Linked DNA regions of Homo sapiens: region 1 is linked to region 2. A link is an interaction called in ENCODE POLR2A ChIA-PET data of the cell type or tissue named here. Cell type or tissue: GM12878. All regions are shown on one strand. Each heading gives the region's core, and the rest is flanking DNA. Links, peaks and the distances in the headings are about the cores only.

What was found. Peaks named below come from ENCODE experiments on the same cell type or tissue, not always from the same donor. Only the 100,000 strongest peaks of a DNase experiment are listed, where the experiment ranks them.
Region 1: POLR2A ChIA-PET joins it to region 2 with 6 read pairs; 3 of 35 experiments call an interaction of 5 or more read pairs at or near these places.

The regions. Positions count from the first base shown.
Region 1 is chr15:48,336,684-48,346,914 of GRCh38, forward strand. It overlaps DUT (deoxyuridine triphosphatase), which reads left to right. Exons shown (of 7, transcript NM_001025248.2): 5 at 4,606-4,680; 6 at 4,832-4,902; 7 at 5,339-6,690. The coding sequence ends at 5,395. Among named protein-coding and RNA genes, the nearest start is that of DUT-AS1, 9.9 kb to the left of the region's middle. RefSeq lists a silencer at 334-403. In GM12878, for the core only: no CTCF peak of the experiment used is centred there; no DNase peak of the experiment used is centred there.
Region 2 is chr15:48,538,014-48,548,244 of GRCh38, forward strand. The region is part of intron 6 of FBN1 (fibrillin 1); the gene reads right to left. Among named protein-coding and RNA genes, the nearest start is that of FBN1, 100 kb to the right of the region's middle. In GM12878, for the core only: no CTCF peak of the experiment used is centred there; a DNase peak (open chromatin) is centred at 4,148; H3K27ac peaks cover 264 bases.

The DNA of each region.
Region 1 (10,231 bases), core at 2,814-5,313, 200 kb before region 2:
CTGGGATTCAGACCCCACTTATGTGGTCCTTACATACTGACCCTTTATCCCATCAGTAGTGAATCTTTCACTTAACAAGATACCTTGGCCCCCACATAAGTAGGTGTGCTAGATCTCCTCCTCCACCCGTTTTTACAGAGCTGCTTTATGGAGGCTTGTTAACAGATCAGGAAAACTGGCTTAGAAATGAGCCCACATGGATATGTGGTAAAAACTGGAGTCTCTGTGTGATTCCAGCCTCCTTGTTCTTTCCACTGCAATTAATTGTGGAGATTACCCTGCTGCATCCCCCTCACCAACTAAACACGTCCAGAATTAGCTCACTTTTATGTGCCACTGCAAGGGCTAACTAAGCACTTAATGAAACCTGGCTATCCTAGACCTGCCCCTTAGTCTAACATTTGGTGGGTGTGGTGTCTCTCCATAGTGTCACCAGGTGGTGCTGTGGGACAAGACAGGACCCCAAAAGTACACCCTTTAGGGACTAAAGGGGAGCTGAGTTTTACATAGCAGGGTGGACATTGACAGCCCACTCTTGGGTTGAGGATTCCTTGGGCTCTGTAAGTTATGCCCGATGTTCAAAAATGCTTTTACAAGGTCAACTGTGGTCATTTTGGGACAGTAACTTAAGGATATAAATAATTGTATATATTTTCAATGAAGTTTCAAATGATTGTTCAAGGAACGGGAGCTTTGGAATAACAACTGGATGTAGGTCCCAGCTCTGTCATTAACTAGTTATTACTTAACCTTTCTGAGCCTGTTTCCTCATTTTACAATGGAAATTAGTGTGCCTGCCTCTAGAGGTAGGAGGATTAAATGATAATGTGTATGAAATACCTAATATAGTACTTGGCACATATTAGATTCTGTGAGATATAATTTCTGTCCTTAGGGACTTCACAGATTGTTTTTATGTGGAAACTTTTTCTTTTATTCGACTTTGTTACTAATTTTTGCTCTGTTTAAAACAACTTTCTGGAAAAAAATTCATGTAAAAGAATGGAAAGTTAGTTTGCCTAGTGGTTGGTATGGTGTTATTCATAAAATCACATTGTGGTGTGTTCTTGGATGCAGAGAATCTTAACAATCTCCCTTAGGCACAAGTTTATCATAGTTGGCAACAGTTTTTATTTCTGAAGAGAGATGTTGTTAGAAATCCCAGGCTCTAAATAAGGGTCAAAGGGAAAAGTTGAGCATTCAGGATTCTGTTCAGAATTCACATCTGGTAGGTGTGGATAGTTTTTCACTAAAAAAGGTTTCCAACAAATGACATGCCAAACTCTTGACACAGTAAAACTTTTGCCTGAAGTCAGTTAATCACTCTGCCAGTTCCAATGCATGATTTTTCCAGTGATAACTTCAAGTTACTTTCTGCTTTCTCTGAGGAGAAATATCCCTGATACTTATATCCTGTAGGCAGAGAAGGCTTTTCTTGGAGGTCGAATGGCAATTGGGTGGTAAATGAATTTGGAACTACTGAAATTTTTATACCGTCAACATTCATGCAAAAAAAAAAACTATTGAGGGCCTTTTTTTCTGCCATACATTTGAATTGACTTCAAACTTCTTAATTTCTTTTAGTCACTTAAAGGTTTTTCACATTTTCGTGGCCCAAGCATAAAGATCACCTATCTGCAGGATTCAAGACACCCAATCATTTGAGTAGTTCTGATAGGACTGCTTTACAGATACGTTAGCAGAGGCCTTTCAAAAAGGGAGTGTTTTTGTATGTTAGAAGATACTATAAAGCCAACAAGCAAATATTTGCAACTTATATGAAAAAGAACAAATGAGAAAAAAACATACACAAAATATAGACAAGGACATGCAAATGTCCAACAAATGGGAGGAAAAAAATCCAGCCTCACTAGTCATCAGGGAATGAAAAGTAAGGCAATGAGATAGCCATTTTGTACTCATCATATTGGCCAGAATGTAAGAGATTGTTGCCATCAAATATTGGCAAGGATTTTGGAAATGGGCATTCTCAAATATTGCTGATGGAAGTTTGAGTGGCTACACCTTTTTTGCAACCTATTTGATGAAAATAAAAAGCATTCATATACAAGGATATACTTAAAGGGCTGCTTCATTTATTATAGCAAAATGTAAAAGCAGCCTGTGTCTGATATTATGCAAGAGAATAGTTACATAGAAACAATGGTACAGGTTGGGCGTTGTGGCTCATGCCTGTAATCCCAGCACTTTGGGAGGCTGAGACAGGCAGATTGCTTGAGCCCAGGAGTTTGAGGCTTATTTGAGCAACATAGGGATACTTTCTCTCTACAAGAAATACAAAAATTAGCCAGGTGTGGTGGTGCCTTTGTACCTGGAGGCTGAGGTGGGAGAATCACTTGAGGTTGAGGCTATAGTGAGTTGTGATCATACCACTATACTCCTGCCTGGGCTATAAGAGTGAGACCCTGCCAAAAAAAGAAAGAGAAGGAGAGAGAGAACCCATATTTCCATATCTTGTATCTAAAAAGAATGGCTAACATTTACATATATTAATCTCAAAGGATAAAAAGAAAAAAATAAAGTAGTATGTAAGATATATTTCTGTAACATTAGCTATCTCAGGGAGGGTAAGAGAATATTATAAGCTTTTACTTTATATGTATTTGTATTGTTTTAGTTATTTAAAAATTTTTGAATAAAGTAGAAACAATAGTTCAGAAGTCAGTCCATGTCTTTCTCTAACTCATTCAAGATAGATGAATTATTAGCTTGTACCTCAAAATCTCCCAGCATGGAAGTTCTCTAGCCTACTGTGGCCATTTTTTCTAGCATGGAACAACATGCTATGTTGAGGGATTTCTTCATTAAATCTAATTTAAATTGTCCCTGCAGTCAAAATTTTTTCCATATAGATAATATGGAAAACAGCTGGTTTCATCTTTATATCAAATTTTTTCATAAATATTAAGGTGTAAATTAATGGTCAACTGACGGTGGAGAAATAAAGCAGGGTTTGGTATTGGAATTGGTCAAGTTCAATAATGGATTGTTTCCTTCAGGCCCGACAGGAGATGAACTGCCTTTGCTGCTTTTCTGCCCAGTTTTATACTCACTCTTCTCGTAAAAGTGTTGCATCAGGAACCTTTTAAGAAGTGCTTAAATTCAGATTCACTTGTCCCTAGTAATTCATTCATAAAGCACAGGGGTTCATTTAAACGTATGTTGTAATCCATTCGGAAAATCTAAAATGTTGTTTTTGCTGAATATTTTTCCCCGTGGTGGACCTAAGGGTTTGCTTTTTTCCCCCCATTATATGAGAAAATTGAAAGGATATGCTTAGGAATTACCCTTGTTCTTAAAAAATGGGGGGTGGGTATGCTTTGGGGTTTTTTTGTCTGTTTTCTCAGCTTTCAAATAATGAGGAGTATGGGCAAATAGCATTACTGCCCATTGAGCTGAACACAGGATTATTTTTATTTCCATATTTTTTCCTTCATCAGGGCTTTTGTTTGGGGTAGAGTATTAATAACAAGTAAGATGTGACATGGAGCTGTCTTCAGTTAGATTCACGTGAGTCTTATCCAGCCTTTCACAAACTGAGGAGAAAGAATTAACGTGTATAGCAGGAAATTGGGGGTGGGAGGAGGAAGGGGAGTGACTGCTAATAAGGTAGGGGATTTTTGGAGGGAGGGTAATGTAAATGTGCTATAATTGACTGTGACGATAGTTGGCCAACTCTGATACACTATGAACTGTGGAATTGTAACACTTCAAATGGATAAATTGTATGCTTTGTGAATTATTTATCAATATAAAAAAATGAAAAGGCCCGGTGCACCTGTATTATCTGTGCTTGTGCTTATGGAAATATTTTAAATTATTGGCTCAAAGATAAATGCTAGCAAGTCTGGTAAGTATAACTCTCTGGGCTATGTCAGGGACCTGGCTCAAGTCTCCCCTGCAAAGATCTTCTCCCCCTGTGTTCATAATCTTAAACAAGTATTAATTACACAAAAAAAGTTGTACTCATGAAGCCTATGTGCTACAGTCTTCTGAGAAACCATGCTCTAAGAAAGGATGGTGGTTCAGATTAAAAGGAGAGGAAGATTATGAACTGAAAAATACAGCTTCATTTTTAGTGTAAAAATGGAATATTCTAATATTTGCAAGACTGCTGCTTAACAATGTCAGCGTTGATTTACTCCACTGCAGAGCTTTAGGCTTTTTGACATTTTTATTTATGACTCAATCGTATTTCAATCTGGGTATTAGCGGGAAGCTGATACCAGGAAAAACCTTTAAAACCCAAATCGTAATTTTCTCCTAGTCTTTTTGGCAAGTGTGCCGTGGGTAGACAGTAGGTTGGAGATGGCCATTGCTACTGCCAGCTTAAAATAGGAAATGGTCGCCATTTGATAAAGAGTGACAGGTTGGAAAATTAGGACCTGTTTTCTAAATTTTTATTTGTATTTTAGTAATGTCATTTCTTGGTTTTGAGGCTTTACATAGTACCAGGGCAAGATTCACTTATTCAATTGTAAGAATACAAATCTCAGAGCTACATGATAATGATTTTGAGATAATCTTACACCTCTAGTATTCCAATAGCAAAAATTGAGATAATATTACTTTTCTTTTCTCTAGCTGGTGTCATAGATGAAGATTATAGAGGAAATGTTGGTGTTGTACTGTTTAATTTTGGCAAAGAAAAGTTTGAAGGTATGTTAAATATATACATTCACATAATTTTAGTGAATTTTCAGAGTCATGTATGTGTAAATTAATATTGACTCCTTTAATTCTCATTGAATAAGACAGGATATGGCGAATGTGTCAGTAACGTCAGTAATAAACTATTCTTTCTTTGAAGTCAAAAAAGGTGATCGAATTGCACAGCTCATTTGCGAACGGATTTTTTATCCAGAAATAGAAGAAGTTCAAGTAAGTATTACAAAGGAAGATACAGAATAAGTAATATAACATCTTAAGTGAAGAAATATATATAATCTTGAGAATTTAATATGCTGTTTGTAACTAAATAGTATATATGACTAAACTTATTTTAAGCAAATTTAAAATACTAGTTTTAGAATTTCTTTAAATGTTTTTCATGTAGCTATTATGTAGTATTACTTTGGATAATAAGTTATTTAAACATACTGTGAACTTCTAATATTTTATTAGAATTTTTTAAAGTTATCCAGTATTCTAATTTATGGAGCTTTTTAGAATTTAATTTTCTTTCTGTAATCTCCCTTTTGAAAAGATGATATAGCAAGAGTAGAATTCTGGCTGTATTTTTCTTAGGAGCTGGAGAGGAAAACTGAAAGAGGCTCTTAAAAAAAACTGTGAAGCTTACTACCTTTCTATCTTTCAGGCCTTGGATGACACCGAAAGGGGTTCAGGAGGTTTTGGTTCCACTGGAAAGAATTAAAATTTATGCCAAGAACAGAAAACAAGAAGTCATACCTTTTTCTTAAAAAAAAAAAAAAAGTTTTTGCTTCAAGTGTTTTGGTGTTTTGCACTTCTGTAAACTTACTAGCTTTACCTTCTAAAAGTACTGCATTTTTTACTTTTTTTTATGATCAAGGAAAAGATCATTAAAAAAAAACACAAAGAAGTTTTTCTTTGTGTTTGGATCAAAAAGAAACTTTGTTTTTCCGCAATTGAAGGTTGTATGTAAATCTGCTTTGTGGTGACCTGATGTAAACAGTGTCTTCTTAAAATCAAATGTAAATCAATTACAGATTAAAAAAAAAAGCCTGTATTTAACTCATATGATCTCCCTTCAGCAACTTATTTTGCTTTAATTGCTTTAAATCTTAAGCAATATTTTTTATTCAGTAAACAAATTCTTTCACAAGGTACAAAATCTTGCATAAGCTGAACTAAAATAAAAATGAAAAGGAGAGATTAAAGGTATTCCTTGTTCTTCCCTTCTCTTCACTAGTCTAAAAACTTCTTTTTAATCTTAAGATTCTTTGTGATGAGGGTGAGAAAAAGAATCCTCAGTTTATTTTTCCACTATTAATCTTTCTTTTGATAAATCCTCTATTGACTGGGTAGAGGTATGTTTGTGAAAGACATGTAACTTGGGGATTTGTTACTTTAGGTTTGTTCCCTTGAATTTCATCTCATCAGGCAAATTGTACTAGTTGTAGTTACGAGTTTTCCCTCAGTGAAGTAGCAATAGGCTGTAATCAAGAAAATATGCCATTTATAGAGATAAGATAAATGAAATAATACTTCAGCCACCAGGTTTTTCTGTCTCACATACATAAGCAGCATTTCATTGCAGATATGGGACTGATTCTGTGGCTTACCTTGATTAACATCTTTTGGAAGTTTTGCTAGTGTGCTTTCCTTTCTTTACTATGTTTCTCAGATTCCTTTGTATCAGGGTTTTGGGTGTCACTTAGGTTTTGTCCATCAGATTCTGTGAGACACCAGGCATCGTTTTGAGGATGTGGGTTATACACATGGAGTGCTTCTGGAACTATCAGCCCACTTGACCACCCAGTTTGTGGAAGCACAGGCAAGAGTGTTCTTTTCTGGTGATTCTCCAGGCCATTTAATACCCTGCAATGTAATTGTCCCTCTGTGGCTCACATTTCATTAGTGAGCCATGAAATCAACTCAGTGGGACATAGCCAGCATTTTTGCATACCAGGTTGGGCTATAAAATATTTCTGTTGTCAATAAATTTTAAATGTTTTCCTGCTAAACTAACCAGAATGAATTCTGTTTTGTGCAACTAAACTGTGATCAATACCGAGTAACAGTTGAGTAAGAACAAACAGTATTACATGGCTACCGAGAAATATGGTCTTAGTTTACACTGTTAATGTCAGTTACCTCTTACAGAAAGTCTGCTGTAACAGGCACTTCATAAACACCTGGTTTTTTACTCATACTGTGAGAGAGTAGGTAAAACCCATTGTACAGAATGCAGAAATGGGCTCAGAGAGGTTTAGTAACCTGTATAACATTTCAGCTATGATGATCACTGTCTTTGTTTTGTGCTGCTATACCTGAGATGGTAATTTACAGAGAATGGAAATTTATTCTCAGTTTTGGAGGCTGGGAAGTCCAAGATGGTGCCTCATTGCTATGTCCTCCAGAGAGGAGGAATGTCATATCCTCACATGGCAGAAGACTAGAAAAGAGCCACTCCCACAAGCCCATTTTATAAGGGCACTATAATGCATTCATGAGGGCTCAGTCCTTAGGACTTAAACACTTCCCGTTAGGCGCTGCCTCCCAATACTGTTGCATTCGAGACTAAGTTCCCAGCATGAATTTTGGGGGACACATTGAGACCACACCAGTGACTTAAAATGCAGGCCCTTATGCCTTCAAGTCCATATGTGCAGTATCTTCAGCCTCTTCCAAGTGGTAGAGGTAGAGAATGTAGAGAAGAGAGAGTTTAATTTCTTCATACCCGGAATGTTTCCATCTGTGTACCATGCTTAAAGGAACATGCTCAGATATGAAGCTGCTCGGGAAATTAGAGATTTGGAGTATGTCCATGGGGTTAGGTGAAAGACCCAGGATGTTTTGTTTAGAGAAGAAATGTATCGGGAATGGGAGGAATATGGGGGAAGAAGTGGCTATTGAAAGTCCCTGGGATATGATAGATGTCCTTAGATTAAACACTTAGATGGGGCTGGGCACGGTGGCTCACGCCTGTAATCCCAGCACTTTTGGGAGGCCAAGGTGGGTGGATCACTTGAGGTCAGGAGTTTGAGACCAGCCTGGCCAACATGGTGAAACCCCATCTCTACTAAAAATACAAAAATTAGCTGGGGATAGTGGCACGCGCCTGTAACCCCAGCTACTTGGGAGGCCAAGGCAGGAGAATTGCTTGAACCCAGAAGGCAGGGTTGCAGTGAGCCGAGATCACACCACTACACTCCAGGCTAGGCGACAAAGCAAGACTCTGTCTCCAAAAAGGACTCAGATGGAATTAGCCTTGTCACATATGACTTGAGGGACCAGAAATAGGATTAGAGGACTTAATCTATAGGAAGATGGTGGCATAGGGGCGGACTCATAGAACTTCCCTGAAATAGCAAAATTAATAAAATGAAATAAAAGCAAAATATATGCCATATAAAAGAAAATAACGTAATGGGATTATTGGAGACTCATTTTTCTGTGTTATTTCTATAAAGTTTGATTATAGTATTTTTACTGGGTGAAATGTAAAATTTAGAAAAGCATACAAAGCAAGTTTACAGTATAGTGAATAACTACAAAATAAGAACATCTGAATAACCATTACCAAAGTGACCAAGCAGAATATTGCCAGGAGTACATTCCTTCTCAATCATACGCCACCTGTAGGGGTATCCATTCTTTTGACACTTAATTTCCTTTTCCTTAAAGTTTGCAACCTAATCAAGCCTAAGTTTCGCTTTGCCTGGTTTTGAACTTTATCAATGTACTCATTAATTCTTGGGTCTTGCTTCCTTTCCTTAACATTGAGATTTTATCCATGTTTCATATAGCTGTAGTTCATTTATTTTATTACCTTACAGTGTTCTGTTGTATTAATGCACCACAACCTTGCCAACCGAACTTGGTCATGCTGTATTATTGTTATTGCTAAACTTGGTTTTCTAATATTTTGTTTAGGGTCTTCTTTTTTATCAATGTTCACAGGAGAGATTGGCCTATAATTTTTCCCTTGTCACATTGTATTTGTCAGCTTTTGGTACCAAAATTATGCTACTTTCATAATGTGAACTGAGGAATATTCTTTCTCTCTCTTCGAATCCCCTGTGTTCCTCCCCTCTCCTCCCCTCCCCTCCCATCCTTTCTTTTCTCCTTTCTCCTTCCCTCCCCTCCCCTCTCCTACCTCCAGCACCTCTACAGTTTCTGGCTTTTCTTGTAACAGTTTAAAGAGTCAGTTGTCAATCAAGCTCTAGACAGGTTATGTGCCTTTTTTCCTCTGGTTGGTTTTAAGATTATGTGTTTGTATATGTCTTTGGTTTAGTGTAGTTGCACAACTAGGGAATAGATTACTGTTTATCTTTTGGGGATTCACTGAGTCTCTTAATCTGTGTATTGATATCTTTCATCAGTTCTGGAAAATCTCAGCATCTCTATCTCTGCATGTTTTATTATAATATTCTGAAATGTCTGCTCAAATTACAGTTATAGTTGCTTATTCTCAATTAAGTTAAAACCACTTCTTTTTATAGCAGTTTTAGGTTCACAGCAAAATTGAAAGAAAGTGCAAAGATATCCCATATACACCCTCCTCACACACGTGCACAGCCCCCTCCATTATCAGCATCCCCCACCAGGGTGGTATATTTGTTACAATTGATGAACGTACGTTGACGTATCATTTTTACCCAAAGTCTGTAGTTACATTTGGGTTCACTTTTGCTGTTGTACGTTCTATGGGTTTGGACACATTTATAATGACATGTGTTCATCTTTATTGTATCACACAGCACATTTTCACTGCCCTAGAAATCCTCTGTGCTTCATCTATTCTGCTCTTCTGACCCATGCCTGCCTACCCCTCGCTTAGCACACTTAAGCAACCACTGGTCTTTGTACTGTCTTCATAGTTTTGCCTTTTCCAGAGTCTTACATAGTTGGAATCATAGGATACAGCTTTTTCAGATTGGCTTCTTTCATTAATGTGCATTTCCATTTCTCCTGTTATTTTCTAGGAGTTTTACAGTTTCACATTTTACATTTAGTTCTGATCCATTTTGAATTTTTTTTTATGATCTTTTAATTTTTGAATTGTAAGGGTTTTTATTCTGGATTAAAGTCCAGGATCAGGTATATGATTTGCAAATATTTTCATTTATTATTTGAGTGTCCTTTCACTTTCATGATGGTGTCAAGAAACACAAATTTTTAAAATTCTGATTAGGTCCAAGTTATCTTTTTAATGTTGTTTGTGCTTCTGATGTCATATATTACATAATGCAAGGTCATAAAGATTTTACACCTAATTTTCTTCCAAGAGTTTTATAGTTTTAGCTTTTACATTTGGGGCTTTGATCCATTTTGACTTGACTTGGGTATGTGGTGTGAGATAGAGGTCTAACTTCATTCTTTGGCATGTGGATATTCAGTTATTCCAGCATTTGTTGAAAAGACTATTTCCCCATCTAATTGTTTTGGCATCCTTGTTGAAAATCAATTGACCATAAATATAAGGACCAATTTCTGAATTCTCAAGTCTGTTACATTGATCTTTATTTGTTAGTCTTTATGCCAGTATCACACTGCCTTGAGTACT
Region 2 (10,231 bases), core at 3,101-5,600:
ACATCAGTTGTTACCCACTTTGAAAACGGCATTGTGAGGATCAGGCGAGCTAATGGAAAACTCTTTACAACTGTGAATTGCTATACAAATGTAACATGGTAATATTATTATCCACTCATTACTTAAGAAAATATATCAGTGCCTACACTGAATCAGCTCCTATGCCTGATACAGATGCTTCAGTGACTAAAAGAGGCCAAATCCCTGACCTCACAGAGCTTCCAGTCTATTGTTATTTAGGGCTGAGAAAGCAAAGAATTTTGAAGCTTGCAGTGAGGCAAGTCATGGCACCTTCTTCCTGGGAGTTCCTTCAATAAAAGAAATGGTTATCTGTTTCTTTTGAGTTGGGGTCATCTTATTTCAAATACAAAACAAGCAAACCAACAAACAAGAATTTAAAATTTTGTCCATGCAAAACACATTAGGTTTTAATATAAAGAGTGAGGACACTGGTCTGAAATCATTGTAACCCCTAGGCAAAAGGACCATCTTAAAGCAAAACAGGGATAAGCTAAGTCCACAAGAGAATTTCCAATCAGAGCAGTCTACCACCAGCTATAAGATCTGCCTCTTTTTTTTTTTTCCTACAGAGAGAGAGCCAACAACAAATAAGAAAGATAAAGACGTAGTGAGCACAGAGGACCAAACCCAGGTTGTCCCCTTGTGAGAGAAATCAGGGCCATAATATCCATTTCCGTGGTTCTACAATGACCTTGACAGACAAGGGAGGCTGGGCTGGGGTAAGACTCATGGGCTTCTATCCACAAACCAACATTTGCATGCTTCCAGGTCATTTTCAGAAGTGTTTAGGTGCAGTGATCCCTGTGAGTCTAAAAATGGACTCAATGACCCCAGTAAGTTCCTTTCACCTGTGAACGCAACAGTTTTATGAAAATCACTGGCTGTGCTAATGAAACTACTGGGATGCTTTCATTATTTTCTTCTTTCTTTAAGTAGCTCATAGGACATCGCAGACATGCTATTTACTAAGGAAAAAAGGACAACTTTTCATTACAGTACCAGCAAGAGTCAACATTCTGGATCGTAACAATGTTTTGGCAATAGCTGAATCTTATCTGCTGGCATCCCTCTATCCTGTGTGTTCTCTCTTGCTTTCTTTTTCTTGCATCTCCACTCCAACCCCTCCCTTGGAATTTCAACTCCATCTGCTCCCCATCACTACGTGCTCTTCCTCCCTCTCCTCTGCTATCTGCAATGAACCACCTCTGTTCAATGGTGTTGCAGAAACAGCACTGCTCTGATGCCCATGCTGTAAGATCAACCTTCTGAAGAATTCCAAAAACAAAACTCCATGCCAGTCATATATGTAAAGAAGACTACCATATCCAAGCTATGGCAGCACTGGAGAGACAGACAGGATGGTCCAAATGCCGAGTCCCCAGTTCCCCAGCTCCCTCCCTCCATGCCAGTGTTATGTCCCACTCACAGGATGCAAGATAATTTTAGATTTTAGTAGTCACATATTAATTTTAATGTGTATTATGAAACAGCATAAATATATCAGACTCATGATTTCACAGTTATGTCTGCTATGAGGATGATGAATTGAAAAACCTTTTAATTCAATTTTTTAAAAATATTAAATACTAGTACAGGTGATATGCAAACAGGTCAAAAATTGTGTGAGTGATATCTACATGCAACCAGACTCACCATGCCAAAAGACAAGCCTAAGACCTCTGTGTCCCTCTTCTCTGCATGATATAGCCCCACCCACCTTTCCAGCCCTGTCTCCTGACACTTTCTCTGTTTATCATTTGTCTTTTTTTTTTTACTTTGTTTATGCATTTCTTACTCTACTGTTTTTTTAGTTTTATATAGTCAAGCTGTAGGTATAGTTTAATATTTTACATTGTATGCCAGATTTATTCAAAACCTGCTATCTTCTTCCACAGATACTGAATTCAAACAAAAATATAAACAAGTATTAAATACTGAGCTGTTGAATAAATCTCAGCCCTCATTTCGTTCTTTCGATGAAGAAAAAGTCACTCAGCACTGCAGTAATTTGGAACAAAATCTCTTTAAAATGCAGGAACTATGTGGACAAAGTGAAATACCAAAGTCATCTTTATTTTTTTGGCTCAATTCTCCCAAACAAATACCTATAGGGATTTAATAAATACATCTTTGCTGTTTGGTCTTTCCTTTCTATTTCAATATTTTATTATGTATTTTAATTCAAAATTAAGTAATTACTTTAGACAATTGAGAAAAGGCAGTAGCATATAAACAAATGTAATTACACCTAAAGAAACCCTTGATAACGTATTGATTATATTATCGTACGTAAGATTTTGTGTGTATGCATGTGTGTGTTTTATTTTTTTAATCATAAAATAAGGATTATACTAAAAATATACTTTTGAATCCTGCTGGATTTTCTTCACTTAACATTGCCAAAGCTTTTTCCCATGTAATAAATGCTATTCTACAATATGATTTTAATTGCTGCATAATTTTCCATCAAGTTATAACAGAATGTGTTCAGTAATTTTCTTACTGTCTATCATTTAAATTGCCTCTAATTCTTCATTATTACACATAGCATTCAGTGTACATTACAATGAATCCTTTTCAGGATAAAAACAGTCATCAAGATTTTTATGACTATATATATCCTACATCTGAGACTAGAAAGATCACAGCAGTGTAATCTTTTATTTAAAAAATAAATAAAACTCTCCATGTTAGGTAACAAGAAAGAGAATTTAGGCTTGTTTCTTTCTGTTAATTTACTGAGACAAGTGCAAATGCTTTAATCAAACAGATTCAGGTTAGCTTGCCATATTCAATCCTTTTTAAAAAGCATAACGCAACATGAATTTTAATTTATAATCCTCTCTTCAACACTGTTGGGATTTGTTTTTCCACCTCCTCTTGCCAAGATACTCTATGGAATTATCTTATATATGAGGATTGCCAAGGTTCAGGATAGATACAAATATGGTGTTTTGTGAGTGACACCAGCAAAATCCAGACACTCTACAAAATGCTAATACAAATCTGATTCAGTTCTGTCTGCCACTGATTCATAACTTCACATGTGAATTTCTCATTGGAAGATCTTCATTAAAAAAAAAAACCCCTTAAGACTTTTCCAGGGTCAATAACGTATTATTCTTATTTCAATATGAAATACATAGAATCGAGATGGTAGTTGTTAATTCTGACAATCTATATTAGGCATCCCAACAGTCCACAGGGATCCAATTTATTAAGTATACTATATATTTGGCGAATACTTTATGTAGAATAGAAACTATGGACTTAGTACATTTCTGTGCTAGATATTTATCACTATAGACAAAGTTATTTTGGAAACAAATTCAAACTGGCTTATTTGACAGTACAGATTAGCAAGTGGATATAAATGTATTTGTAGATCCATATTTTAAACAAAAATTGCTGATTGTAGAGGGAGAGGCATAATCTGGATGAAATAAAATTGGATCTAAAAATGTCTTGGAAGGTAAATGCTGTATTAACATGGTTTTCAAATGTCATTCCGATTTGGCGGCATGTGCTTTTCGTCCTGTACTTCATTTAGATTGCCAAGGTTATGCTGTTTTTAGTCCAATACTCCAACCGCAGAAAGAAATCTGCCCACACTCCCAATTCCTTACTAATAATCCAATTATTTACAATTATTCCCATAGCACTTACATGATATTAAGCTAAATTTACATACTCTTTTTTTTTTTTTTTTCAGATAGTCTCAGCATTAGACAGGGAGTGTGCTTAACTCAAAGCTTGTGTAACGTCTGACTCATTCCTGGCTTCAGTGTAAATCATTATTCCTAATGCAACTAAAATATAGTATTAGAAATGCTTTCTATTTGCAAATTGCTCTACAATCACTTCCTTATAAGACCTTCATGAACTAGGGCAACAGGCCAAGTCTTTCCAAAATTAAAGTGCGACTCTAATTGTTTTTAACTGGCTTACTCCAGTGTGGCTGGTTCATGGGAAATTCTGCATCTCCATGTTCCCATTCTGAGTGGTTAGCTCAAGGATTGCTCTCCAGTCCCGTTAGATTTGGCCTCAAGGCTTGGGCTCTGACCAACATGTGTCTGCAGCCTCTGATCCTCAGCTCATGCCCAGCTCTGCAGCTCAGAATGCTGTGGTCTACAGCATTATTTCACTTTCATTTGTAATCAGACTTCACCCCGAAGCAAATGCATCGTTTACAGGGAAAGAATATTCTGTGGTACAATGAATTCTCGTCCCTCCTGCCCAGTCACTAAACCACAAACTGCAGGGAAGGCACAAGGATATAATTTTGGGCACTAGGCTCCAATTATTTTAAATCCTTCTTTTCATAAAAATGACAAACAAAAGAATGAGATATCAATTTATCCATGACATAGAGGGTCACAGCACACTTATTTCTCCCAGGTAGGTTGGCCTGGGGAACATTAGGCTCCTAATGTGTGGAATTTCAATACAACTTTCTGAGGAAGGAGTTCAGAGAACTTTTAGTCTAAGGAAAATTAAAGTTAAGAAGTTCCATTATCATAATCAGCCTCCTAACTGCTGTTACTTCTTCTTACTGCAATCATTCTTAACCTTAGGACATAATAGAATCACTTGGGGGAGCTTTTGTAAAATGCTGATGCCTGGGTCCCACCCTGTCCTCCCCCAGTTTTCCCCATGGAACCCGATTCAGTAGATGTGGCATGGGGCCCAGGCATATACGTCTTGCAAAAGCTCCCCAAGATTATTTCTGCCCTCTAGGACTCTAAGATGTGTGTGTGTGTGTGTGTGTGTGTGTGTGTGTGTGTGTGTGTGTGTGTATTTTTTTTCCTTCTTTCTCTTTTCCTTTAATGAAGAGTACTCGTGTGCCATGATTAATTGGAGATCTCTGCAAGATAACAACTACTTATCTGAAAGTCTAACTTTAGGAACATAAGCCAGCCCATAAACTGGCATCACTGCCACTCGACATAACCCAGTATTTCTCAACTAGGACTGACATCCTAATCATGGCAAAATACTATTCATTTCCACAGTGCTGCACTGATTATGAGGCACTTTATTATGTTCTTTACTAATTATATTATAGTTAATTATACTAACTACCAGCTCATCAAAGCAAACAACAAAGTCAAAATTTAGGAAGGTTGATCATCCACTACTGCAGTGTCCTAATAGTTAGTAGAATTCCCATTTCCAGTCTCTTTCCTTCTAGTTTTACAAAGCACACTGATATACATGATCTCATGCCGCTGTCAGGAACTCTCACATCCAACCCCTACCCACTGCTGCAGCTTGTATCTGAGTGGAATTCCAGGGGCATTCTCCAATTGGGGCCCAAATACAAGGCCTATTTAGCATCAGTAACACCAAAAGTCAACTCTTGATTCATTCCAGAATTGCACTATCACGGAGATCGTCTGAAATTCTTCCGGGACTCCTGATTTTATAAAATATAAAGTAGTGCACATTATCTATGAAGTTTCTTGTCAAAAAGTGTCAAGGCTTAATCTAATCAAACTTCCACACCAAACTTCTAGCTGAAAGGGAATATAGGGATAGAGGAACAAGGTAAATTACACCACAAGGAAACAACCAGAAAACTCAGAACATGTGATATTTTCTAAGGCAATTGTCTAGAACTTTTCCAAAAGCAAATTACTTTCTCTTCACCAAAAGAAGTACAGAGATTATTTTAGATTAAAAATCATAATAATCAAAACTCAACTGGATACTGTTTCTAAAAGAGACAATTTCAGAAATCTTATGTGGACTACATACTACATGACACTGCAGAATTGTTGTTTTTCTAGGTGTGATAACGGTATTGTGGTTACATACAAGAATGTCCTTAGTGCTTAGAGGTGACGTCTCATGATGTATGCAACTTAACTTTCAAATAATTCAGCAATGTAAATAAATAATAAATACATATTTTAATATATATTTTACATATTCTATATACACATATATACATACATATGTGTACATACACATAGAGAGCTATTATGTGTATAAAAGTGGGAACAATTATTCAATATAAGTGGAAAGTATATGTGTATACTTTATATTATTCCTTCAACTTTAAGTTTGAAATTTTTTATAATAAAATTTCAGGGGAAAGAAATTCCTTTCAGGCCTACTTTTACTATGCAATGTTGCTTCTCCCATCTTATTTAAGCTACATGGCATTTTTAAAATGACACAATAAGGTTTGAATATACTTTCCAATCCATGCATTTATATAAAATACTGCACACAAGATTACCTATTTAACATGGTCTATACAGTGTTATTAAAAGAATACAACCTTTTGGCAAAATTTACCAAACTGTATTATGCAAAATGTTTACCTTTAACAAACTGCTTCTGAGGTATGGCTTAATTGTAACTAAATGTTTTTAAAAAGCACTTTAGAAATAAACCATATAGGAAAAAAACAAAACCATTTCTACATTAGTATTTTCCCTGATTTTATTTTCTTTATTCCATAAATGAAAAGTATTACCACTATGACTTAAATGTAAATGTCATTCAAAACTGCAGAAACAAGGTGATTTGTTGTACACCTTTTAATCTAACATGCAGACTAAGCAATTCACCAAAATCCAGGCCATAGTTCTGTGGGACCCAATTATGTGTGGCAGCAATTCAACTGCAGCAAATTGTTACCACATTTTATTCTGTTCCATGATGAAGAAAACAGTTAGAAATCTTGTTCAGAGTAAAAGAATATCTCATTTTGAAATAATCATTTACCTGATATTATTTGTTCCTTCACTATAAATCCTACAAGTCATTACTGACTTTCATCTTCCTGTAAAGTTATCTCTACTTTTACTAGAAAAAAAAAGACTGGGAGAATCGGTAAAGTCAAATCATAGTTTGGGTGACATATTTACCATCAAGATAATAAAATCATACAGAATACTTTCATTCTTAATGGTCTGCAAATTCCACTTTAAAGAACCAGTTGGCTCTGATTCATTCCCTTTTAAAACAGCTTGTATGAAATGCCACGTTAAACCAAACACTGAAGTTTGACCACAGAGCATCAGCTATTAAACAGCAAGACAAAAACAATAATATTGTATAACAATTTATTTGTTCTTTTATATTTTTTCAAAGCCATGAAGCATAAAATATTCTCTCCAATCCAAAAACAAGATTAGTAGCCCAAGAGGAAAGGGTCTTATGATTAAATATAAAAATTGTCAGGGGCAACATATTCTTAAATTAACCTGTATATCATAAAAGTACCTTGTAATATTGTTTATTTTCCAAAAATAAGTTCCACAAAAGATGAATTAAGTTCATGAAGAATCCTAATAGAATGTTTTATCATTAAATAATTATTAGAAATGAGATTTTCAGTAGCAAGCCAATTTTAACACTGAATATTGTGTACGTGGAGGGTGAAGGCATATGTTGGTAAAGAGGCAATAAAAATAAATTGATATAAAATATCAATCGATTGCAGTGCACTAATATGAGGTACCCAGAGCAGTCAAATTCATAGACAGCAGTGCAATGATGGTTGCCAGGGATTTAGGGGAGGGAGGAATGGAGAGTTTTAGTTTGGGAACATGAAAAGGTTCTGGAGATGGATGGGGGTGACAAGGTGCACAACAATGTGAATGTACTTAATGCCACCAAACTGTACACAAAGAAGTGGTTAAAATGGTAAATTTTATCTTATGTATACTTTAACACAATAAAAAGAAAATTCTAGCTGGCACAGTGGCTCATGCCTATACCCCCAGCACTTTGGGAGGACGAGGCAGGTGGATCGCTTCAGCCCAGGAGTTCAAGACCAGCTTAGGCAACACAGCAAAACCCCATCTTTACAAAAAATACACAAAAATGTAGCTGGGTGTGATGGTAGGCGCCTGTACTCCCAGCTACTCAAGAGGCTGAGGTGTGAGGATCGCTTGCCGTAGTGAGCCGCGATCACACCACTGCTCTCAAGCCTGGGCAACAGAGTGACACCCTGTATCAAAAAAGAAAGAAAGAAAGAAAGAAATTCCACAACCTAAAATTAAATTAAACACTTTGACTTCAATGCTTTACAGTTGTAAAGGCCTACATTTTACAACTGTAAAACAGAATCATGGGTTTCCTTAATGCATTCGACAAATACTTATTGAGCCACAACCCTGTATCAGTGAATAGCACAACATAAAACCTCTGTTCACATGGAGTTTGCAATCTTGTGGAGGAGGTAGTGAATAAATAGATCAACACATTAAAATAGTTTTAGATTTGAGGTTGTAATTTAGTTACAAATGAAACAAGCATGCTGCTGTCATAGAGAATAATTGGGTACACCTGCCTTGGTAAAAGTTATCAGAAAAGACTTCTTTGAGGAGGTGACATTTAAACTGAGGCCTAAAGGATGAGCACAAGCCAGCTGTGCAACATCTAAGCGCTTTCTAAGTATGGGAGACAGCAAGAACAGTGGCTCTGGGCTGGCAGATAGCCTGGCTTCTCTAGGATTAAAAGAAAGCCGCTGTGACCAGAGCTTTGAGTGCAAAGGGGAAGGGGCATGCCATGAGGTTGGATCCTTTGGCAGGGGCTGGATTATGCAGGACATCTCGGGATATGATGAGGAGTCTGGATCTGGCTCAAAGCTCAATAAAAAGCCACTGAAAATAAAAGCCACTGTTATTTGAGAAGTGTGCTCCTTTAAGGGCTCAGGAGTTGAAATGGAAAGGGTTTCAGGGAGGCTACTGAAGGATTTGAGGTGAAAGTTGGCGAGAGTGGTGGCATAGAAAGGGTGGAAGGCCAGCAGGTAGGGGACGTCCTTGGGCCAAAGAACCAACAGCACGTGTGGATGGATCAGATGGGAAGCGTGAGGGAAACCGGAAGGCTCCCGGGCTTCTGGCTTCCATCACTGAATAAATGGTCATTTGCTGAAACGGGGAAACTAGGGAAGATTAGGCTGTAAATACTAATAATCCGTTAACAAGTTCTTCCCATTCTCACAATAAGGTACCTGGTGTAGAACAGGTAACTTGAATTAGTGAGGCTGTCCCTAAATAAAATCATATTATCTGTAAATCTTAATGCTATCAAAATGAACAAAAACAAAACCTGTGTATAATGTAATTATACCCTGACTTGTGTGTTTTTGCTTTTTTATAAATTTCTTTTCCTTCCCTTCCTTTTTGTGAGCAAGCATTTACTCCTATCATATTCAGACATTTATGTATAAACATTAGGGTTGAGATTCTTACTTCAAACACACTTGGTGAATTTTCACAGAAAACCAAGTATGAAGTACCCACGGCCCAGACCAACAATATGTGATGGAATCCTGGCGTGGTGGGTGGGATTTCCTCCAGAGGAACTCCACTGCCCCTTTCGTAAATGACAGGGCATGGGAATCCAAGACCACTAGCTTTAGCTGCCAGCCCTGAGTTCATTCTACAGGAAATGGAGACACACCACATTCACATTCCATGATAGCATCAATTCTGAGAGATCTGGTGGAAAACTTAAAGCAGGGACAAAAGTTCAGCCATTATTAACCACAGCTGAGAAATGCCTTCTATAAATATGAACTTTCTGTAATATCAAGACAGATAAACGGCAGGGAGATGGTTTTGATACATTGGTTGGCAAATGTTATTTCTAGAATTGGCTTTTTATCAAATATCCATGTGCTAATAGATATGTGGTATATAGGTTGTTTGTATATCTTCTCTCTTTCACACACACACACACACACACACACACACACACACACACACACACACACACACAGTCACAGAAGCATGCTAACATACTATCAAGGTGGCCCTCCTCTTCTCAGAACTTTTCTTTGGAAGAAAATGTCTGATGAATGAAAAATTCCTGAGACTGTTTCCAGCTCAGAGTCTGGCACTGAACTCAGCTGAAGAAAGACAAGTTGGAAGAAAGTACAAGCATTACTCAGAACACGTGAGTGAACCGTGCAAAAGACAGGCATGGGAGCTGAGGGGGTGGGAGAGGCAGCAGCACCAAAACCCGATTATGTAGATTTAATTCATCAACAAGAGAAGATTCCTGACAAAAATCAGTACGTGCTCAGATATCAAATACAACAGATGATCCATATTCTTAGACACCAACAACTAAGGCAGCAGACCCTAGAACTGAGTTTTCACTGTTATTTTATGGTCGTCCATTTTTCAGACCTGCTAAGTGGAGTGAGAACACATCACTAATGGGACAATCACATGGGGTCTCTTGG